2 separate regions of the Homo sapiens genome follow, and region 1 is linked to region 2. Evidence: chromatin loops called from intact Hi-C (ENCODE). Cell type or tissue: A673. All regions are shown on one strand. Links, peaks and the distances in the headings refer to the core of each region. The heading gives the core; the rest is flanking DNA.

Evidence for each region. Peaks named below come from ENCODE experiments on the same cell type or tissue, not always from the same donor. Only the 100,000 strongest peaks of a DNase experiment are listed, where the experiment ranks them.
Region 1: it touches region 2 in a loop (2.5-fold over the local background); 2 of 110 quality-filtered maps call a loop at or near these places.

What each region holds. Positions count from the first base shown.
Region 1 is chr16:66,161,598-66,173,865 of GRCh38, reverse strand. No RefSeq gene overlaps it. Among named protein-coding and RNA genes, the nearest start is that of CDH5, 200 kb to the left of the region's middle. In A673, for the core only: a CTCF peak has its summit at 5,860 (motif pointing right); a DNase peak (open chromatin) is centred at 5,875.
Region 2 is chr16:65,830,623-65,842,890 of GRCh38, reverse strand. No RefSeq gene overlaps it. Among named protein-coding and RNA genes, the nearest start is that of LINC00922, 260 kb to the right of the region's middle. In A673, for the core only: CTCF peaks have their summits at 5,232 and 5,431; DNase peaks (open chromatin) are centred at 5,260, 8,020 and 9,240; H3K27ac peaks cover 4,121 bases.

The sequences.
Region 1 (12,268 bases), core at 2,421-10,420, 330 kb before region 2:
CACAGTCCTTTCTGGTTCAATGTTTTGCTCTGCTCTAGACTCCAAAATCCAAAGCCTCATTGACCAGTCTGCTTTGATGGCTTTCTAGCCATCAGGCTCAGGATGTCCATGAGAAAGCCCAACTTCTTCCCCACCCAAGGGTGTTTCTTCTTCTTCTTTTTTTTTTGAGATGGAATCTCGCTCTGTCGCCAAGCTGGAGTGCAGTGGCATGATCTTGGCTCACTGCAACATCTGCCTCCCAGGTTCAAGCAATTCTCTAGCCTCAGCCTTCTGAGTAGCTGGGACTTCAGGAGCATACCACCACGCCCAGCTAATTTTTGTATTTTTAGTAGAGACAGGATTTCACCATGTTGGCCAGGATGGTCTCGATCTCTTGACCTTGTGATCCACCCACCTCAGCCTCCCAGAGTGCTGGGATTACAGGTGTGAGCCACCGTGCCCGGCCTGGGTGTTTCTTCTTTAGAGCATCAATCTAGATAATGGAGCCAACACCCAATGATCTAGTATCCTCCCTCTCCTCCACAAGGGCAAGGGCTGGGTGTCTTGGTCCCACTATATGCCCCAGGCCTAGCACAGATGCATAGTGTGGCAGACCCTTGGCAAACATTTAATGTATGGGTGGATGGCTCCATTTACTTCCTTTCCACGAGGGTTTGCTGGCTTGGTTAATGAAGGAGAGCGTACTTGCTTGGAGTCCATTTTGCCCAATGGTTTCTCCCAGGATTGAGGTGACACTGACCCTGATCCAGGTAGTAACCCCTCAGGACCTCTGTTTGGGAAAGATGCCGCATTCCACTGCTTGTTCTGTAGTATCTGATTTAACAAAGGGCCTCTAGACCAGAAATCAAAAAGGCCTGTGGGGCCTGCCCCTCCCAGCACAGGAGGAAAAGGAGACTGTGGTCTGCACTGGGGAATTATGAAATCCAAGCTGTGCTGTCTGATGTTAAGCCCCAGGTTGGGGGACAGACAGGTTTATTTGGTGATCAAGGGTGCAGCCAGTTCCGTTTTGCATCCTCCTTGGCCCCACTCCTCTGTCTGATCAGTCCCTCCTGGAGACTGCTTTCCAAGAAGTAATCAGCAGCACAGTCACTCACACCTGCAGGAGGCAGCTCCACTCCCGTTCCTTTGCTGCAGTCTATTTTTACACTGGCTTGTTTACCCCATGTGTTTTGGAAAACACAGACACATACACATACAACAGTAGTGCTGCCAAAATTCACACCTCCTCTCCCTCATAGGATTTTCCTTTGAAGGTTGGTGCTCTTGGAGAGCCAGCGGCTGCCTCTGTATTGGGCTGAAGGCTGAGTGAGGAGCCAGGGCACGGTGCTCTTTGCTGATATGTTTCTTCAACATTAGGTATCAAGACAGTGAAATACGGGGACCCATCTTGATCTGGCATCTCATTGCTGGTAGACTTCCTTCTTCAGTTCCTCTGTCTCCTGGGGGAGTCTTGTTCATAGGTGCCTGAACTAGAGAGGCAGACCTCACCTCAAAGACTTGGGGCTCCTTAAACCCATTGTTGCTTCCCTTCACCAAACTCTGGTAGCAGCATGGCCTGAGGCCTGTCACCGCTTTTGGTCAGGCATAGAAGATGGAATGGGGCGCTGGATCAGGAGCCAGGAATAGTCAAATCTTATCTCTGCAAATGAACTGTGCATGCCCTTGTTTCCCTAACAGCTCTTATTGCCATGAGGATCTTTCTTCCACTGAGACGTGTTTGATCTCTCCTTAACTTTCTAGGTGGCCCTAGTTCTGCCTTGGGGGCCTTCAAGGACAATGGATCAGGGACCCTTCCCATTTTTTCCCCAAACCAGAATTGGCTCTGTGAATTGTGAAAGCAAGTTCCTGGAATGTACAGGGCTGGAACTCAGGGAACAGCCTAGAAACATGCAGCAGTGGGGGGAATTCAAAAAAAGTATTAAAGTACTGACTTCATACAGACACCACTGTATATGTTTGCATACCTACACACACATGCACACACACACAGTATTAGAAATGTCTCCCAGTTTGCAAGTCCTCTGCACCTCGGGAGAGCCAAGCCATTATTGCCAAGCCCTGGTGTTCGGCACACAAATAACCACGTGACCATAAAACAGCCTGCAGAGCCCAGTACTGGGTTTGCAACAGTCTGCAGAGATGGCCTAATGGCCCAGCCTTCAACACTTAAAAAAAAAAAAAAAAAGTAAAAGTGGAAATTCACTTATAAAGCCCTAATGCCCAAGAGCCAGAAGAGCCAGAATGGCTTACTGTTTTACTTTGAAAATCTGAAATGATTTCCAACTATTTTTAAGGTAATGGAAACCAGTTTTGAAACAAAATCTCCTGTGGACACGTTCAATGTGTAAAATGCAGAAAAGTGAAGGGAATGGGTCCAAGGCTGAGATGAGGGTTGTCAGCTCTGCCTTCCTTCAGCTTGTCTGGCAGGGTTGGGGGGTACTTTAGGGAATCTCTGGAGCACAGTTGGAAAACCATTGACCTAAGAGAATGAAGCCAGCCCACTTTCCCTAGGGGTCCACCCCAAGGTCCTGAATCCTGAGCCATGTGACTTCAGTATCACAGAAGCCGATGAAGAAGTAACATTTAGCTCTGTTTCTGATGAAAGGGGAGACCTGGACCCAAATCCCTGAGTGGACCACAGATGCTGAGGGAGCACTGGCCTGCTGATGCTCACCCAGACAGAAATACGGAGACCCCCGCCCAGCCTCTGCTCAAGGGTGGGGTTCTGACACCAGAGCCATTGCAGGACCCAGTGCCCTACCTCCCCTCCCTTTGTTCCCAGGGCAGGCACTGACCTGCTTCCTTGATAGGGAGAAGCCATCATTTCCTGTAGTCATTGCCTGAATCCCAAATTGTCTTAGAAACTTTGCAGCCAGATTTATGAGGACTTCTGGAATTTTGGTATTTGCCTTATTTTCTGATGCTGATCAAATAGAACCATTGTGTATCTTCCACTTGTGCCCGAGCCTTTTATAGGTAGACAATGTCTTTCTGGAGCCCTTGAGTTAGACACAGAAGAAAGAGGTTTGTGATGGGGCATAATGTTAGGAGAAAGGTTGGCCTCAGGATGTTTGCATCAGTGTGAGAGATCTATTGTGGATGTCTCGATAAAGTTTATCCAAGGAAACCCTCCACTCATTGCAATATTTCATAGTCCTGGCCCTGTTTTGGCCCTGCCCATCACCAGGGCAATCCAGATTGTTTGCAGGATGGAAACTGTTTGTCACCATGACAGACCCACAGTTTTCTGATCCAGGCCTCCTCCTATTTCCTTATGGTAGAAAGTTGACATTTCAGGGACCCCTCGAAAGCATCTAGGCTTTACCCAAAATCTTAGGGAAGTTTTTTTTTTTTTTGTGGGGGATGGAATTTCTCCATATCCAGATTCAACAAACCAGAAATATACTCAAATTATGTAGACCCTACATGCCAACTTAGGGAACATGCCAACTAACAGAGCATAGGAGTGCGGTCAGGCCTTGCTTCTTAATACAACAGGAAGTGCATTTTCACAGAGAGGTGAGGCCTTTCCTTTTGGGAGAGGGAGGATGGAGAAGAGTTCATTAGAACGACTTTACTCCAGATTCCTAGTAGTTATTCATTCAGAGAGCTCTGAGCAGCTTACCCTGCCCAGTAAAAGGCACCCTTCACAGATATCTGGGGATATCAAGCAGTGGGGACTTTTAGTTTATGAATGGGCACTATGTGACCCAAGGTGCTAAGAACCAACAGAAGAAAACCAGGCCACCAGCTGGGAACACCAGCATGGTGTGAAGGCCACAAGGACGCGCTCTCTCTCCTCCCATGGCTCTTGCTGAACCCTGAACCTTGTTGAGGATGTGGGTTGCTATGGTGATGGGAGGGGAACTAGCCTGGGTGAAAGTTACAGTAGAGACAGAGACTTTTGACATCATGCAACCATTGTTCCAATTTCCTCCTTAGAGCCAGGCTTCAGGCCTTTACCCACACCATGTAGACCTCTGCCTTTACCGGTGCCCCTCCTCTTGGGAGGCAGGCACTGGGGGAGCCTTGGACATCTCCTAGATGCTGAAGAGTCATGTCAGCAGTGATGAGGATACTCATTCCCACTGGAATACTGATCAGGAGGTGAAAGATGCAGGAGTCATCTCCCTTCTTATCCACAAGCTCATATGCTTCTTTAAATTATAGGCATTCATTATTTGAATGTATCTATACATCTTCCTTCCTCCCTCTCTCCTTCCCCCCCTTCCTTCCTTCTCTCCCTTCCTCCCTCTCCTCCTCCTCTTCTTCTTCTTCTTCTTCTCCTTCTTCCTCTTCCTCCCCTTCTTTCCTTTTCTTTCTTTCTTTCTTTTCTTTCTTTCTTTCCTTCCTTCCTTCCTTCCTTCCTCCCTTCCTTCCTTCTTTCTTTCTTTCCCTCTCTTTCTTTCTTTTTCTCTTTCTTTCTTCCTTCTTTCCCCACCTCTCTCTTTCCCTCCCTTCCTTCCTACTTTTCTTTCCCCTCCAAAAAATATTTGTTGAGGACCTACTAAGGGTAAGGCTTTATCTCAAGTCCCCAGGATGCAGTGATGAGTAAGTTTTGGACTCTGTTTGGAAGGAGTCTACGGTCTAGACTGGAGGACTCTAATCCCATGATGATAACCCACTTTGAATTCTGCAGAGGAATTCACATGCCACATGTGGCATGTGAGTGGAGAGGAAGGGACAGATAACTGGCCCTGGGGGAGTTAGGAGGGCCTCTGGGAGGAGCTGACCCTGAAGCGGCACCTTAAAGGAAGAGATTTCCAAGTAGAGATGTGGGGTAGGGGAGAGGATGCCTGGCAGAGGGCTTAGCATGTGCACAGAGGACAGACTGGATGAGTCCTGACTGCTTTTCTGCCGTAGTCACCAGGGCTGACTGTGATGACAGACTTGGAGCCTCCCTGCCAGCCTCCTTTTCCTCCTCTGAGGATTTCCCTGTAATGGAGCCTCTGTAACCTGCCCTCTGCAGCGGGTCCCTTGCCTTTCAGGCCTGATGAATCGTCCATCTCCCTCATCTCATGTATAGGGCTTGTCTTCAGGGTCTAGAGTGAAAGTGGGTCCTGGAGCTTGTAAGGGCACGATGCCAGTGAGGTAAACTTTCTCAAACAGAGATCCGTGGCTGGAATACAGCATTCCCAAGCAGGTAGAATGTTAAAAAGAACTTGGAGGAGGCAGAAAACTTCCAGATTCTTCTCTAACTTATTTTACCTCTGCAGGAGCTGATATCATCTTAGGGTGGGTGGGATCTTCCTTCCCGGCTAATCTTTTAAATTTATTATTATTATTATTTTTTGAGACAGAGTCTCACTCTGCTGCCCAGGCTGGAGAGCAGTGGCACGATCTTGGCTCACTGCAACCTCTGCCTCCCAGGTTCAAGCGATTCTCCTGTCTCAGCTTCCTGAGTAGCTGGGATTACAGGTGTGTGCCACCACGCATGGGTAATTTTTGTATTTTCAGTGGAGATGAGGTTTCACCATGTTGGCCAGGCTAGTCTCAAACTCCCGATCTCAAGCAATCTGCCTGCCTTGGCCTCCCAAAATGCTGAGATTACAGGCTTAGAGGCTCCCTAAGACAGCCGGTCTCAGGCCTTGGAGTCATGAGCCCAGGAGCTGAGATTTAGATGACGTTAAGGTTAAGGCTGAGGCTAACCGGCAAGGCAGGCCTGTTTGACTTTACATGTGAGTTGCATCCAGAATTCAGGATTCTTGAGGTTTGTTGCAGGCACCAAAGAGTCTGGCTGTGGCCTGCTTGGAACGTCAGAGGATGCGATAAGAACTGGCAGAATCAAGGGCAAGGTTTTCTCCCTTGATAAGATTTCCGACAATTTCCCTCCCCTCCTCTCAGCCTTCTCTCCAGAAGAGGGCAGTCACAGGGTTGGGTTGGGAGGCAGACGGACTTTGTGGGAAGGGACTGGGGAAGTTTTAAAGTTGGTGCTCCTAATGTTTCTGAAAATGTCTTTCCTGGGGTGAGGTTTGAATCAGGACCTGACTCCCGAGGTGTGGGCCATGCCGCTTAGTGCAATTGCCCTTTTCTGAATCCACATCTTCCCTGGATGTGGAGCCCTGGCAGGGGTGGGGCTGAACAGGGCCTGGGGCCTGGCTACTATCCCTCTGACTGCCCATATGATAGGACGCCCCGTCTAGGCTGATGCTTGCACCAAACTTCCTTCCCATTGTTGCCTCCTGCTTCCGCCCCATGAGCTCTCACACCCTCTGCTGTAGGAACCTGCCCTTCTGGGGTGCCCTGTGCCATCCTGTGTATAAGCTCCTCCTTCTACTAAGGGTGTCCTTCCCTCTTGTGGTCTGCTATGTGATTTCAGGGACCCACATGCTCCAGCTCGGATGTTGTTTCCATGAGAAAGCTTTCCCCTCTCCTTGGCTCCCCTTCATCAACCCTTTTGATAGAGACAGGAGACAGGAAAATACTAAGAAGAAGAGGTGGTTCCCAGGCAAGGACCCCACCCTCAAGCCTGGAAATCTGTGGCCCTAAGTGAGAACAGGCATTCCTGTTACTGTGCTCAAAAAGTTGCCTTTTGGCTGGCCATGCCTCCCATCCTGTACCATATAAACCCCAAGCCCCAGACTCCAGAAGGAGATGAGCAAACAAATGGCAGAATGGCATGGCAGAGAAAGAGAGAAGAATATGAGAGTCTGAACACCGAGAGGAGTTTGGCTGGGGATGATCAGAGAGGAGATTGGCCACCGGAAGGCCAAACTCGAGGGGAAGATCATCTTCCTACTCCATCCCCCTTCCAGCTCCCCATTCATCCACTGAGAGCTACCTCCACCACTCAATAAAACCCCGGCATTCATCCTTCAAGTCCATGTGTGACCTGATTCTTCCTGGATGCCAGACAAGGACCCAGGGACCAAGGGGGCACTGAGTGGGTTAACATTAAACCATCTGTGGAGAGCAAAGCTAAAAGAGTGCACTGCGATATGCCCACTTGGGCTTCAGGAGTCACAGACACCCACCCCTAGACACTACTGTGGGGCCGGAGCCCAAAGCGCTCATCCCAGCTCCCGCACCTGCTGGTCTGCACGCTCCCCATCTCGTAAGGGGTTTGAGCTCGCAGTGGCTGAACAGAGAGCCACACCCTTGTTGCACATCCTGCGAGGGGGGAGCCAGGGAACTCTCCCATTTCACAATCACGAAGGGTTCTTATCTGTTCAACTGCTGGACCTTGGGCTCCAGGAAGGCAGCGCTAACGTCCCCTCATCCAGCCTGTGCAGACATGATGACCCAGTGAGTGGCTGGGCAGAGAATCACCAGCTGGGCTGCAGGCCAGGCTGTAGCCTGTTCTTACTGTGCATGTTTTGGGATGAACCCTATTACGTCCAGAGACCTAGTAGGCCCTGTAATGTGTAATTCCAGAAACACTTCCTTCATTAAACATTAATGCTAGCACCCAGCCCAAGGGCAGGCATAGAGACCCACAAAGGGAGGCAGGAGACCCTCGAGTTTAACACCTTAGACTTTGGGGTCAAGACAGGTCTGGTTTTGAATCCCTGCTCTTAAAGGCCATGAGCTTTGGAGCAGGTCACTGTACCTTCCTGAGCCTCTTCATTATCAGTAAAATGAGGATAATAATATCTGTTTTACTGGGAAGCTGTGAGGCTTGAATCAGATACTGTAAAGTGCTTAGCACAGCACCTGGTACACAGTGGAAGCCCACTAAATGGTAGCTATTATTATTAATAATAAATATAGGCTGAAGGAACACAGAGATGAATGAATGTGCATGATTAATGCTTACTCCTCCCATCCTGGCCCAAATAAAATATACAAAGGGTTTAGGGAACTCCATTAGCCAACCTAACTTGCTTTCATAACAAGAAATCTCACAGCCATGACCAGGGCTCCTATGTGACCCGGGCATGCGGATGGATTAATAACACCCCAGTCTGCTTCTGGGCTCCAGAAACAAGCAACACTCCTCACTGTGCCCACAAACTCCTTCTGTGCTGGCTGTGTGTGCCCCATGGAAAAGGGAGGTGCACCTGTGTTAGTGATATGTGGAGAGGCATATTCCTCGCGGTTGCCTGGACGACTTTGTCTCAACACCTGCAAACAGCCTTCTTTTTTCCTCCTCTCCAAATCAAAGTGAGCCTTTAATTTCCTTGCGGGGAGGACAGGAGAGAGCTGAGCAATTAGACATCAGCTGGCCCCTCTTGGAGGCTGGAGCTGTTTTTAGCTTTGCCTCTCAGGCAGGCAAATCTGGCCCTGGAGTCTGGGCCCAGCCCAGTAAAATTAATCTAGCAGAAGATCATCAAGGTGCAGTGGCATGGTGAGAGGGGAGGACGCGCTCCCTCTGCATGGTTGAGTCAAGGTCCTATCTTACATTCTCTCTCATTCTGCTATAAATGACAGGGTTTTCCCCACAAACATGCATTGCCTTTGTCCAAACACTCTTTGTCAAATGACCCAGTGTAATCAAAACCAGTGAACTCCCTTTCCATATAGTTGTAGTAGAAAATAAAAACTTTTCTAATCTGAAACTGCATGCCTTTGTGAGAATTAAGAAAATGTGGACAATGCAGGGTTTCGGAGCAGTGCAGGAATCCCGAAACTTCCAGGATGAGAGAAAAGGTTTCTTAAGTGGTGTGTGCAAGTTGGGGCTGCTCCTGGGTGGCCTGGGATGGGCAGGAGATGGGGTGGTTTGGGTGCAGTGGGTAAGTGTTGCTTTTTAAGCAAGAGGGTCTGTTTCTGGAGGCGATTGGGCTCCAGGCTGATACAATCTGTTGGCAAAAATAACTCTGGATTTGGATCTAACGAAGACTATAAAAGAGAAGCTCAGAGACTTGTTTTCCAGCCTTGTGGGAGTTGGGGTGTTTTAAATGAAGGGCAGATGTAGCCTGAGGCCAAAATCTGCCTCCCCCAGTCCTGCTGTAACCTTATTAAAGAATAAAAATAAAGGCAGGACTTTTATGGTAAGAAAGAAAAGGCATGACAAGGCTGCTTTCCCCAGCCAAGAGAGGGGTTCTCGGGACACACAGGGAGGTGCTGGGATCATGTCTGTCTGCAAGAGCCGTCAGGGAGGGGAGGAGGGTGGTGGGGCCCTGGGCAGGTGCGGGGAACCTGATCTGACTATCAAGGCTGGGGTTGGATCGAGGCAGGAGGGGGGCTCCCAGCTAGTGTGGCATCATTGGTCAGGTCAGCCCCCTAAATCTGCCTTTGCCAGGCCAGTTCTCCCTCTTACAACATTTGCTGGCCACACACAAAGCACATGGTGCTTTGTGACTGCGTGTGAAAAGGGACAAAAGTGGGAGCTTCAGCTTTCTAAGGAGTCACAGCATCTGGCACTTGGGAGGGGCTCAGATCATTAATGCTGGTGACCCCAAGAAAGAGTCCATGCTCTTTGCAGTGGAGTTCCTTGCCTAGAGGCATTCTAGTAAGTGGGAGCTTACTACACTCCTGATTTGGGGCAGTAGAAGTACCTACAACTGAGTTGGAACCTCACCTACACTTGTGACCAGCTCACCTCTCCTCTTGGCACCTTGAGTCCTCATTTGGGTAATGCCCTCCTTCCCCCTGCCCCATTTGAGGAGCTGTGAGGGGAGACAACACAAGCCAAGGGCCTGCACCTTAGCCTGAAATGCAGACATCAAAATGCCCCCTCAGCTGAAGGCGAGGGGCACAGCAAACCCAGGGGTATGGATGCAAATGAGGAAGGACCTGATTCCTATTTCTGGAAGGACCCAGCTCCTTGGACAGCAAGTGTGGTAAGAGCTTGACCAGGCATTAGGACCAGGCTTGGAGATAGGGGTCAGTGATGGGCTCTTGTACTACTTAGGATCTGGAGTCTGGTCAGGGAAACTGAGGCAGGGCCCCAGGTGTAAAAACGGCATCACAAGTGGGCTGGCGCAAGGAAGGCTGCTGCTTGGTGGACCCAGAGTCAGCTTAGGGCTGCTGAGGTGGGCTGTGACCACAGAAGGGTGGGGCCAAGTTGGGGGTATGGGAACCAGGAGGGAGGGGCTAGAAACGTCTTCATTCAGGTACAGGGAGTGGATGATTGGGGAAGCGTTTCATCCTCTCTGGATTTAATTCTTCAAACATTCTCCTTCTCCCTCCCACGCTGGTCCTGTGGCTACAGTCTTTCCGGCTACAATCTGTTTCCCAGAAGGCAGCAGAGTGGTCTGTGTAAATCACTGATCTGACCCTACCACTCCCTCTCCCTCCAATTCCTCCCATGGCTCCCAAATACTTCTAGGAGAGAGTCCAGACTCCTTAATGCATTAAGCAAAGCCTTCTGGAATCTCTAAAATGCTTTCTCTTTTCTCACCTCCTCCATCCTCGGGTCTAGCTTGGAGTTCCCTGAGGGGATCACTCACTGCTCTGCATATCTACCTATTGTCATAGCCACTGTCAACACCCCACCTGATTCTCATAGTTTATCCCAGGCACCTACATCTTTGATAGATAATTCCTGTATCTCAAATGGTTTCAGGCCTCAAAGAACCAGCACCTCTCTGCCTGAGGACTTTCTCTGGTCTCAGGAGGATGCTGTGCCCAGGTGGAGGTGGGAGATGCCTCAGGAGCCACCCTTAACCAACGAGGAAGAGAAATTGGAGAACAAATATCTGGCTTCTGACAGCCTCAACAGGAGAATTCTGATGTATGTTCTGTACAGTTTTTCAGAGAGCCCCAATGGGGATTGTGTCCAGGACACAATCCACGACCCCCTATAGTGACCCACTCATTCATGCATTCATTCCTTTCCTCTCTTCCTCGTCTTGTTTCCCCAGTCCCTTGTCAGCTTCCTGGAATCGCTTCCCAAATATTCACTCACACCCAACTTCCTATCTCAGAGTCCCAAACCAGGGCACATATGCTGTTCCTTCTGCCTGGAATGCCAGCTTCTCCCAGTGTGCAAATTACTAGCTCAATCATTCCTGGGTAGTTGCCCTTCTCTGTGCTCCTAAGGCAGCTGGCTCTGTCTTCTGGCCAACTTGCTTGTTGGCATAACCTGTCGACTTGTCTGTGTGGCCCATGAGGGCGTGGGGTCCTCTTCACCCCAGGGACCTTGCATTCATGTCTAATATAGCTCTTGGCTGGCAAAATGCCTGGTGCACGGTAGTGATTTAACAGATATGTGTTCAGGATCCGACATGATGAGCCTTGCAAGTGTTAGCTCTCTGGGGTTGGAAACAGTAGCAAATAACATTTTCTATGTTTCACAGACACTTCCTCCTTCAGCCAAAATATTTAGAAGTTTTTTTTTTCATACCTTGCATTTGTGCAGTGTGAGGTCTTCCCAAGGTACTTTTATGTGAGGCTGGGTCTCACCTAAACTCTGCAGTGAGCAGACAGCATTGCCCTATTTTACAGATAAGGCCATTGAGGCATAGAGGCTAGTTGGCCAGTCTAAGATAATAACCCAGAGGTGGAGATTGAAGTCCAGAGAGGTTAGGTAAATGGCCCAGAGGCACACAGTATTACCTAGTAATCTATGCTCAATGTGCAAAGAAGCCAATACTGTGGTACCAGCTTTTGAGAAAACAAAAGCTTTATTGTAAGTTGACTGGCAAGGAGACAGGAGGAAAAGCTCAAATTTGTCTCCTCAAGCTGGAGACTGTGGCAGGTTTTACAGGCACAGGGCAATGAGGTGTAATCTGATTGGATCGTGCAATGAGGTGATGCCAGGAGGCATGGTCTGACTGGATCCCGCCATGGGGTGGCACCAGGGCTCGATCTGATTGGATCCCAGATCCTGCCATGTCACGTCCGCTTCTTAATTTAGTCCCCGCTCCTTGATCTGAGCACTTAGGTTCCACCTGTGGCTGCACACTTGGTTCTTCTGGGCATGCTCAGAAGTTGAAGGTTACGTGACCTTCAACTCGAGGGGTCCATGGCAACTGAAAAACAACTCACAACCTTGTTACATAAAAGTTGAGGTGGATTGGTCTTGCATGATTATGGCAGCACAGAGCCAGCAGGAAAGAGCTCATCAGACCCCAGGCCCATGTGTCTCCAGAATCCACCTTCTTTTCCCCTTACCAACTACCCAGAGTGAGAGCCCACTGTTGTCGGGGAGTCTGAGTGCAGGCTCATCCCTCCACTCCTCATTCCATTGCCACAAAGACCCTCTGAGCTGGAGCATGCAGCTCTGCCTTCCAGATAAGGACACTGAAGCTCTGAGGGGCTGCAGGGACAGAGCCAAGCTTTGCCTCCAGGTCAGTCTGGCTGGAGTCCAGTGCTCTTTCTCTACAACCAGCCCATTCCTTTTCTCTAAACTTTCCCATATTTTATGCCCTAAGGCAGACAGCAC
Region 2 (12,268 bases), core at 1,404-9,403:
GATCGCTGTATCGTATGGCAATTCTATGTTTAACTTTTTGGGGAATTGTCATACTGTTTTCCACATTGGTCGCACAATTTTACATTCCCACCAGCTGTGCACAAAAGTTCCAATTTCTCCACATCCTTGCAGACATTTATTTTCTTTTTTTTTTTTTAATAATAATCATCCTAATGGATGTGAAGTAGTATCTCATTGTGACTTTGATTTGCATTTCTCTAACAATTGGTGATGTTGAACATCTTTTCCTGTGCTTATTGACCATTTGTATACAGTCATGCATTGCTTGAGATGAGGATGCTTTCTGGGAAATGTGTTGTCGGGCAATTTTGCTGCTGTGCAAATATCACAGAATGCACTTACCCAAATCCAGATGATATTACCTACTACAGGGATAGGCTATGAGGTATAGCCTACTGCTCCTTGGCTATAAACCTTTACAGCTTCTTACTGTACTGAATGCTGTAGGCAATTACAACACAATGGTAAATATTTATGTATCTAAACATATCTAAACAAAGATACAATAAAAATATGGTACAAAAGATTAAAAATGGTACACCTGAATATAGAGCTGTTACCCTGAATGGAGCTTGCAGGACCGGAAGTTGCTCTGGCTGAGTCAGTGAGTGAGTGGTGAGTGAGTGTTAATGCCTAGGACATTACTGTTTACTACTGTAGACTTTATAGAATTTCTATAGAAATTTATTTTTAAAATGAAGTAATTGCACTATGATATTACAATAGCTATGACATCACTAGCTGATAAGGTTTTTTTTAGCTCCTTTATAATCTTATGAGATCACTGTTATATACATGACCATCATTATCCAAAACATTATTATACAGCGCATGGCTGTATCTTCTTTGGAGAAAGGTCTATTCAACTTGTTTCACTCAGCTTCCCAAAGGAGAATGTGTACACCTCGCATAGCCATCATAGACTTCTAGATATCAGTGTTTCCCTGCTCCCAACATGGCACTGGTCCTTTGATGTATGAAGCAAGCCCCTCCTGAGTGTTTGCTCTGCTGCAGACCCTGAGTAGTGTGCTGGGGACATTGAGATGGGGAGAATGAGGTGCTTGCCCTTAGGACAGCAGGGAATGCAGGCAGAGAGAAGTCCTATGAGAAAGATACGTGTGATTCTAGGGGGCACAGAAGAGGGACCATCTGATTGTGTTGGGTGTTTAGAAAAAGTATCCAGGGAGGAGACACTAAGAGTGAGAAACAGAAAATGAGAGGAAAGGGAGAGCAACCATTTGGGACAGGGGGACAGCACTGCAGAAGCATGAGGGCAAGGAAGCACACTTACTGTGGGAATCCAAGCCCAGAGATGCAGTTACTTCCCACACGCATGAATGGCATTGTTTGACCTTGAAACCAGGACTCGTGCACCCTGGGTCAGAGTTGCACTGGACACAGAGTGGATTTCTATGCCACTAAATACTAATTAAGGGACTTATGTTCTGTGCCTAGCTATGCCCCCTTCAGCAGGACTGCTGCTATTGAGAGATCCCCAAGCAGAGGGCTCCCATCCCTTCTGGGCTGGAGGCTTATTCTGGAGACCAGAGGGTGAGGCACTATGTGCTCAGGTGTGCCCTGTTACTGAGAGTCATGTGATGGGGCCACAGAGGTGCCTGCAGCTGCTATCTCACGCATATCTTTGCTCTTCACGGCGGCATCGCTGTGAAATGGATTCAGCACAGAGGTGTAGCTGCAGATGCTTCTCACCGTGGAAACCTGACTCTGGGGGAAGAAAGCTCAGATCGCATTCAGATTACCGCATCCGTCTATCTCCCCCGTCAACTCCTGGGATTCTAATACTTTGGGAAATCAAACAGATAAGTAGAGGTTCTGAAAGTACCCATGCATCTGATGTAGAATGGAACTCTAGCTCCTTCGGCTAAACTAATCAGGTCTCTGGTCTGAGCACAGGGTCAAGAGAGAATGGATGACTGAGGACTCCATCAAAGGCACCTGGTACAGCACCAGGGGAGCAAGTGTAAGCAGGAGATTGGGGTTGGCAGCTTCCTGGTGAGCCTAGGCACTCCTTGACATAATTGAGGGGTAGGTTCTTGAAAAACCTGCACAACCTAAATTTTGTATGCCCATGCTGGGCCCTGATCCATCACCCAGACTCCTCCCTGCTGTAGGGATTTCCTTGGCTGAAGAGAGCTCCCTTATCAAGTCTCACCCTCTTTCTAGGGTGGCAACATTGTGGCTGATCACTGTGGGGGTCTAAAGGTCTATCCCTCTCACTCCAACTCAGATAGCTCTGATGCGTCATTCTGTCTCACGAATTCCCCATGGAGTTGGCTCAGGCTTCCATGGAGGCCACACTGCACCTCAGGTTCTCCCTCTGCCATCTCCTGCCTCCTTGCCTTCCTTTATATGGGTGTTGATCCCAAGAGAACACCCTCATAAGCTTATTAATCTCTGTCTCAGATTCTGCTTCCCAGAGGCCCAACCTGTAACAACACCCAAAGCAATTTTGCCGTAAAAAAGTCTTTGTAGGCCATTACCCTAAGTGAAATAATTCAGAAACAGGACTTCAAATACTGCATGTTTTCACTTATAGAAACAGGAAGTCAAATACTGCATGTTTTCACTTACAAGTGGGAGCTAAACCAAGGGTACATGTGGACATCCAGAGTGGAATAACAGACACCGGACACAGCAAAAGGTGGGAGGGGGTAAAGGGGATAAGGGTTGAAAAATTACCTATTGGGTATAATGTTCACTATGTGGGCGATGGCTACACTAACAGCCCAGACTCCACCACTATGCAGTATATGCATGTGAGAAATCTGCACTTGAACTCCATAAATCTTTTTTGTTTTGAGACAGAGTCTCAATCTGTCACTCAGGCTGGAGTGCGGTGGCACAATCTCAGCTCACTGCAACCTCTGCCTCCTGGGTTCAAGCGATTCTCCTGCCTTAGTCTCCTGAGTAGCTGGGTTTACAGGTGCCCGCCACCACACCTGGCTAATTTTTGTATTTTTAGTAGAGATGGTGTTTTGCCATGTTCCCCAGGCTGGTCTCGAACTCCTGACTGCAGGTGATCCTCCTGCCTCAGCCTCCCAAAGTGCTGGGATTAAAGGAGTGAGCCACCGTGCTCAGCCCCCTAAATCATTTTTTTTAAAGTTATGGTAAATGAGAGGACCAAGGGGAGTCATTCTTAAGTGGTCTATGTCTATAGCTCTCCTGGTCACATTTAAACACGGGGTAACTGAGGGGAGAGAGGCAAAGAGTAACGGAGACACATGGTGAATTTGTGAATAATCACAGGTGTGAGTAAGTGAAGTGATTTGGTGGTGCCCGCCAGCCTGTGTGCTTCCTGGGGGCTGAACCCGTTTGCAGGGCATAATGCGGATTTTATGCCAGGCCTTCCCTGAACCACCACTCATGGGGCAGAAGCTCCTTTGTCTGGCAACAAGGGATTTCGTCTGTTTATCTGTTCCTTCTCTGCCTCTGTCTCCATCCAGTTCTGAAGATCTTCAAAGTTCCCCTCTGACTACTTTGGAGAAGCTCCTCCTTTTGAAGCTGTTGTCCTTCTACCAAGTCTCTCCACCTTTTCCCTTGCCACTTTGTCCCTTGTATTAATTTGCTGGAGCTGCCATAAAGGAGTCCCATAGACTCAGTGCCAGGTGGGGATCTTGAGGATCCGAGAGATCAGGGACTTGACCCACACAAAGAAGCATCTGGTAGAGGCATCAGGATTTGATGCTTGGCTCAGGAAAAGATGGTACAAGATGGTGGAGACACAGGGAGGGAGGAATCAGAGATGATGACAGTGCCGAACAGCTCAGCATCTCACCCCCACTCCTTCTGTCTCAGTCATTTCCAGGATAAAAGATTCCAGAGTTTGGTCCCGAAGTCAGAAACAAAGGAGGGAGCAGGAGATAAAATTATGACATCAAGGAAAAATAAACCGAACACTTCCTTCTGTTCTGTCGATGAGTGTGTGAATGATTAAACTTTCCTTGTTTTAAATTTGTGGAAATGACGAATTATCTGATCACTCAAATTAAGCCAGGAACCTACTGGAGATCACCTGCAGGCCTCAGATCCAGCAGGGCAGTTACATGCACCAAGGATACAGCTATAGGATGCAGAACCCACTGGCTCTGCAGACTCCACCTGCCCCAAGCCTGCGTGATCTGCTTGTATCCTGTCAGCAGGTGAGCAGACAGACAGTGGCTCTGTGGTTTGAGTTCTGGCTTTTCTGTTACAAAGGTCCCACCTTTTGCACAGATGTTTTCTGTTCTCCTTAACTGCATGGAAACCATGAGCCTTTATCCCTGGGTCTCTCCCTGTCATGGGGCTGAAATGCCGACCCTAAGGTAGGAAGATGTGATTCAAATCCCAGTTCTTCCTTTCACAGCTGCAGGTCCTTTGAGCAGGAGTCTCACTTTCCATGTGCTGCCTTAGCTTCTTCTTAATAAAATGGCATTGATGATAACTACCTCCTACAGCTGACGTGGGAATGAATGCCATGAGCACTAAATTAAATAACGAAGCACAGTGCTAGGCACTTGGGAGGCAGTGGTGAATATTGGTTCTCCAGGAGCATCCAATCAGCCAAGAACAGCATGATCAGAGGAGACAGACTGGAAGCTCATTCTGTCACCTGATCACGGTTGTGCATACCTACTCAGGGTGGCTGTTATAATGCAATCTCCATCCCATCCTAAATTGCTCCATGGATTGCCAGTAGCAGCTGTTCAGAGGGCCTCCTAGGTGAAAAACACTGTGTGTGTGTGTGTGTATGTGTGTGTGTGTGTGTGTGTTGGGAAGGCAAGTGTTAGGTATGGTGACATGAGCCTGGGTAGCACTTCATACTCGTTTCTCCTCTGTAGATTTTTAATGCATGTCAGCATCTCAACCTCTCTCAAGTCCCACGGCCACAAAGAAAGTTTTGCTCAGCCTTTTTCAAAGCATTTTGATCTCAGAGACTTGTAACTGGACCACGTGGCAGGACATTGGAGTCTCAGGATCTACTGGCCACAGTTTTGGAATACTGGGCCAAGGGTATTCCTGGTCACAGCCTTCTTGCTGGGCAACAGGTGCCATTTCTTGCAAAGGAACAGACAGCATTTTTATGCAAAGGCTGAGGCAACTCATCTTAGAAAATGTTGCACAACCCCAAACTCTATAAAAACCCATTCTCCACACCCCTAGAGTTTCCCTTTCTATAAGTAGATAAAAATAGCGTATGTTGCATAAAATTAGAAGGCCTTATGCGTCAGACTGATTGGCTGGCTCGGGTTTTCTCTACTTGCTGGGTGTTTTCTGGCCAGGTGTTGGTGAAACTCCCATTTGCCTGGGCTGTACTCATTGTTTTCTGGTTCTGCAAGCCTCCTCATCCTGGCCCTCTTTGCCTCCTAAGAGAAGCCCACAGCTGCTTTAGGCTTTGGAGTGCTCCTCCCCATGGCTGGTTGCAGAGAAGGCATAAATAACTGAGTTATTCAATTCCCAGCTGGTCTTGGAGATAAAGCCCCTTCCTGCTTTGGGTAGGATGCTTCTGTTTATCCTGGTTGGAAAATAAATGCACCCCTGAGTTGCTTGCTCCATCAGCAGAGAGTATCCTCATTTACTACTGAAATGTCAGGGCTTGCACAGTTGACCAGTCTGTGCAACTTTGCCATTCTTCTACTAGGCTTGCCTTGACTCTCTTAAATGTTGCAATTCTACTATATTCACCCTCCAAGACCAAGACTGCATACTTCCTTCTTCCTGAGCTCTTCCTTTTTTGCCTATTTTTTTCTGTTGACCCTCCTATCTACCCTTCTATTTTACCCTCTTTGATCATAATTTCTGGGTGTGAATTTTCCTTCCTACCAGGCTGCAAACTTCTCAACAGAAGAAATAATCTTGTTCCAAGGAAGTGGTTATTGAGGACCATCCATGTTCCAAGCAACTTACATAAGTATTTTGTTCTCCCATCACTCTGGAGTGGGGAAGAGAGGGTATTATTATCTTCATTTTATTAAAGAAGTTACTGGGATTAGGGACATTACGGGATTTGCCCAAGATAGTGATATTTAGAAGATGTCAGGACCTGAATTTTCACCTAGATCAAACTGCAAGCTTTGTATCATCATTCAAGCTTTATTCTAAGTTTCTCTCTTTTTTTTTTGTTTTTGATACAGATTTGCTGTGCATTCCATCACCAGGTTTCCAAATCCTATTTCTTTGCAATAAGGAAAATCCAACTTCATCTCCCATTTAAATATCATTATCAGTTTTACTGAAATTTTTGTAGATATAGGAGTTAAATAATGACAATTTGAACAGACTGAGAGATATTCTGGCAAACCTCTTAGACTGTGAGGTTATCCTTTTAATGTCAGGTTTTCGTTATGTTAATGAATACCTGTGCAACCAACCTGCTCAGCCATGATTTTTGACTGGAGGAAATTTCTAATCAGAAGCCTTCACAGCCCTGGGGATATGACATGCCTTTGACTTTTTTTTTTTTGTAAGGAAGATACCGACAACATGGAGCAGACCCTCCAGGTAAACCAGGGTTTGCAAGCATATCAGGAACTTAGCTGAGACATATGGGACCAGACAGAGCACCAGTCCTCAGGCCCACTGGTCCTATGGGACTTCAACAGATCCTGAACTCTACCTCAGATCTGGCACGTCATAGTCTTTGAGGTGGGCTGGGACATCTGTATTTGCAGACAACTCAGCAAGTTTTTTTCTTTCTTTTCTTTTTTTTAGACAGGCTCTCACTCTGTTTCCCAGGCTGAGTGCAGTGGTGCAACCATGGCTCACGGCAGCCTCGAACTCTCAGGCTCAAACGATCCTCCCACCTCAGCCTCCTGAGTAGCTGGGACTATAGGCACATACCACGCCTGGCTAATTAAAAAAAGTTGTATGTAGAGATGAGGGTGTCACTATGTTGCTCAGGCTGGTCTGGAACTCCTGGACTCAAGCAATCCTCCTGCCTCAGCCTCTCCTTGTGATGAGATTACAGACATGAGCCACTGTGCCTGGACTCAGCAAGCTTTGAAGGCAGCCAGAATAGGAAATCCCTGGACCCCAAGGAAGGAGGACCCAGAGTGTGGCCACCTTATCCTATGAAGAGCCCTGGAAGCAGGCAGGGATGCTTAGCCTCGAGTCCAAGAGAACCAGGCAGGAGGATGGCCCTTGGGAGGATGAGGGTCCCAGAGAGAGGTTGACTTCTCAGCTCCTAATGCACTTTTGAAATTATGAAGTTGTAGGACTATGACAGGTTGTTTTCCCATTTATTCTCCACTCAATGTGGAAAAAAGACTTAAAAAAGTGAGGGTGACCTTTGCAAATAAGTTTAAGTATCTGCTATGCACCATGCACTGGTATAAGGCCTGCAACATTCATGATGTAAGGAACAAATTGTTCTGTATGATGCGGAATCATATTATCAATCCAGCAGGTGCAAACCCCTCAGCATTCACAGAGATTGGGAAAGGAAGCGGCACGACTCCTTTCCAGAGTCAGAGTAATACCTGTGACACTCTTGTCTTTCTCAGGGCTCTGGGGCCTTAGTTATCTCAATTGATCAGTGGCCCCCAATCTCCTAGCACTCCTGTGGGCCAGGGCTTCTGAGGCCTTAGCAAGTTCATGCCAATATGTTGGTCATTTCTGATTCACTTTGAAAATAAGTTGTGGATAGATCCTAGGATTCCCAGGCTTGAACTCTGAAGCCCGGGGTTTCAGTCCCCAGCTCTGCCACTTATAAATTATGTCTCCTTGGGCCAAGTATTTAATCTTTCCAAATCCCAGTTTATTTTTATATAAAATGGTCACAGTGATCCCCAGATCACTGTGCTTGGGTAAGAATAAGATAATTTTAATTCATAGCTTGGCAAAAATTTTCTCAAAAAGGATAGAGAGGAAATATTTTAGGCTTTGTGGGCTGTATGTGCTCAGCCTTAATTATTCAACTCTGCCATTGTAGTGCTAAAGCAGCCACAGCCAACACACACATGAATGGGTGTGGCTGTACCAATAACACTTTATACAGCCAGTGGCCTTCATTTGCTAATCCCTGAATTAATGCATGTAAAGCACTTAGCAGAGGGCCTGGCACAAGGTAAGTCATGAATAAATAGTGCCACCACTGTCATTAGTTTTTTGTTTGTTTGTTTTGTTTTGTTTTGTTTTGAGACAGAGTCTCACTCTGTTGCCCAGGCTGGAGTGCAGTGGCTCCATCTTGGCTCACTGCAACCTCTACCTCCCAGTTTCCAGCAATTCTCCTTCTTCAGTCTCTGATTAGCTGGGATTACAGGTACCCACCACCACGTCTGGCTAATTTTTGTATTTTTTATAGAGACGGGGTTTCACCGTGTTGGCCAAGCTGATCTCGAACTCCTGACCTCAAGTGATCCATCAGGCTCGGCCTTCCAAAGGGCTGGGATTGCAGGCATGACCCACCATGCCCGGCCTATCATTAGTGTTATTAGTAGTTTAGTAGTTTTACTACTATTTATCTTTGGGCATAATTAAGTTCAGTATCCAGGTCCCAGCTGTAAAGATGTGTGTGAGTTGTAGAATTCCAGGAGACCCTGGTGGGTCACACAAATACCACCCCACAGCTATCCAGTGACCTTATAGAGAGCTCTGATCTTCTGGAATTACTGGGAAGATAAAAAGGGTGTCAGCAGAATAATACAAACCATTTGTCACCTAAATTCTCTACCTGTATCTGGCAGGGAAAACCCATCACCATTAGAAGGGCCTTAATTGGAAGCAATACCCTAAGATAATGACCATTTTCTTGGTTTGAGCAGGACTGGAATCCTCCCTTTGACCTCTCAAAGTCACACCGCGGCGGGTGGAGGGACGTGGGACTGCCTCTGTCACCGACCCATGGTGTAGTTCTTGCCCTCTGACTCCCTCTTCCCCAACTTCCAGAACATTCTCTAGGACATTTTCTCCTTGGCTTTCAGAATCCCTATCTGCCTTTTTATGCCAGAACAGGGACTGGAGGCTTCAATGTAGAGGGGCAAAAAAAAAAAAAAAAAATTCCCACAAGATGCCAGCATGATGGTATCATTAGCTGAGAATTAAAATGCTGCTGCCCTAGGTAAAAGTGAGGGTGCCTTCCTTGGGGGCCACAGTCAGGTTCTAAACAGAAGGCCTTAGAAGAAAAATAGCTAACCTTCTATCATGGCCCCACAGATGCTGATCTATATAGATAAAGCCTTGGGAAAGAACATTATCATCCAACAAGGACGCTGGAAAACTGCCCAGATAGCAATTCCTGGATGAGTAACCACAGATCCTGCAATAATGATGGACCCATTTTCTCAAAGATTCCAGAGCTCTTGGCTTGCTTACTTTTTCTTTCCTTCCTTCCTTCCGCCTGCCTGCCTGCCTGCCTGCCTGCCTTCCTTCCTTCCTTCCTTCCTTCCTTCCTTCCTCCCTCCCTCTCTTTCTCTCTTTCTCTCTTTCTCTCTCTTTTCTTTTTTAACAGAGTCTCACTCTGTCTCCCAGGCTGGAGTGCAGTGGTGCAATCACAGCTCACTGCAGCCTTGACCTCCTGGACTCAAACGACTCTCCCACCTCAGCCTCCATAGTGGCTGGGACTACAGGTGCAGGCCAACATGCCCGGCTAATTTTTTCATTTTTGTAGAGGTGGGGTCTCCCTAGGTTTCCCAGGCTGGTCTTGCACTCTTGGGCTCAAGCCATCCTCCTGCCTCAGCCTCTCAAAGTGCTGGGATTAGGTGTGAGCCACTGTGTCTGGCCCCAGAACCACCCTCTTGCAACCTGAGAAAGACCCTGGCCCAGCCTTAATAGTGTGTCTGAAAAAGTGTCCTTGGACTCTGGCAAAAAAAAAAAAAAAAAAAAAAAAATCCAAACAATTACTAATGGTATTCTCCTCCTCTTCCTTTTAGTAAGTTAGGTAACTGAGGCTCAAAGCAGTTAAGGGAGTTACTGATAAGTGGCAAAGCTGGGATGGATTTTTGCTGATAAGCAGCGAAGCTGGGCTTCAAGTCCAATTTTGTCTGCAGAGCCCTGCTCTTTCTGCAGCATCTGCTGCATTCCTACCACCTTCCCTGAGCAGAGCATGGGGCAGTCATAGCTGCTTTTGCAGCAGTATACCCTCTGCATTTTTAAAGGATATTACTGCACTGGTATATTTCCTTATAATACTCTTTCTTCCTCTGTTCAGAGCAGTTAACTTTGCCTCATTATTATTTCATTGGGCTGAGCTTTAGTGAAACATAGCCTTTAATTTGTTTATTTAACATTCCTGGTCTGTACTTGCTGATAGAGTATAACTGATTAATTAATTAATTGTAGCCTGTCACAGCTCATGCTGGATCATGACAGTATTTCAGACACTAATGGGAACTCAGGCAGAGGCGGATGGTAATGGACATGTGTCACCAAGCCCAGGCCTGACCATAAGGCAGGGGTGGGGGCAAGCTGACAACCCTCAGAGCTGTCCAGCAGAGGGTCTGAGGCTACTCAGGCCTGGCTGGTGCAGGAAGTAGGCTAGCAGCCTCAGCCACACAGAATCCAGAGTGAGTGTTACTGCCCAGTCCAGGCAACTGCTGAGCTTGGTAGAGGCTGTCAGTGGGGAAGCCAGCTTGTCCTGGCCTCTTCTGCCTGTGTTTGCACCACCTGCATGAGCCATGATGATTGATGAAATCATTGGTTATTGGTGAGCAACTCAATCTTTAGCTCCTTCTCTCTTCTCCCAGGATGTTGAACGGGAGGGGTTGGAGCTGAAAATTCCAACCCTGTAATGACTTGGTTGGTTCCCCTGACAACCAGCCCTGAATCCTGAGACTATCCAGGAGCCCCCAGCCACTGTCATGTCATTGGCAAATAAAAAGACACCTATCACTCTGGAGATCTCAAGAAACTCAGGAGCTGTGTGCCAGGAAACAGGGGCAGAGACTAAATATATCCATTTCTCATGTCATCGTGAGCCATGGCAATGAAACACAAAGGCTTTGGAACTATCGGGACCTTATTTTGTGGCCTGGTTGTCTGAGCTCTGGGACCAGATAAAATTATAAACACCTCTTGACTTCAGTTTCCACATCTAGGAAAGTGGGAATGGTCACACCTGACTTTCAAAAGTTGTTTTGCCAAACAAAGAGCTAAGGTCGGTATTTGTGGCACAGGAGGCGAGTGACAAGGGCTGAAAACACAGCAATAATTCTTATTATTACTAAAGTCAAGGGGATGCTTGGGAAGCAGGTGATGAGCACGCCGTCCCTGGAGAAACTCAGCTGAGTGGATGCCCCTCCCTGTCCCTGCTTAACCAGGGGTTTTGGAGGCAGTGGAGGAGGGGGGATGTGATGACCCATAAGGTCCCACCTTGCTTGGATGTTCTTGGGGTTGAGGGCCAAAATGGATGCCAACCTGAGTTAGTTGTCCCCCAACATGGTCATGTTGTTATTTTGAATTTATATATGTATCTATCTATCAGTTATTATTATTACTATTATTATTATTATTATTACTATTTAGAGACAGAGTCTCACTCTGTCACCCTGACTGGAGTGCAGTGGCATGATCATAGCTCACTGTAACCTCAAACTTCTGTGCTCAAGGAATTCTTCTGCCTCAGCCTCTTGAGTAGTTGAGCATGCCTGGCTATGTTTACTTATTTATTTGTTTATTTTTTTGATAATTCTGATCCTTAGGACTATATCTGGAAAAGAATTGGACCTTGATGAAAAAAACAAAGAAGAATAAGACCTTAATTTTTGGTCCATTCTGGACCAGAGTGACAAGTAAGGATGCTGGACTAGAAGTCAGGAGGTCTGAGCTCGCTCCTGGGTTTGCCTCCCATGCAGGAATGTTCTTGCCCAATAGATTCATTTAACCATTAAGTACCTACTATGTGCTTGTTACTCAGCTGGGCCCTATCATATAGCACTAAGTATTACCATCCGTGCCCTAAGAGAACTTGCCTTTTGTGAGTTTGTGAGTGTCCTCTTATAGACACAAGCCTGCAGCTGCAGGTGCACAGAGAAAGGAGATATGGACTTTGCCTGGAGAGATGGAGGACACTCCATGGGGAGGTGGCACAAAGTGATTTTAAAGGGTGAGCAGAAATTTTCTAGAAAACAAAAAAGGGGAAGGACATTTGTCAATGAAGGAATAACAAAAGCAAAGGCTCAAAGGGGCGAGCAGGGAGGAAGAGGTGGGGCTCAAGGAAAAGAGATCTCATAGAGAATCCTGCTCTTCTCTGCTGTAAGTTTTTTTGGCCATTTGTTAGCATGACAGCATTTTTAACTGTGTGTTCCAGGCCTGG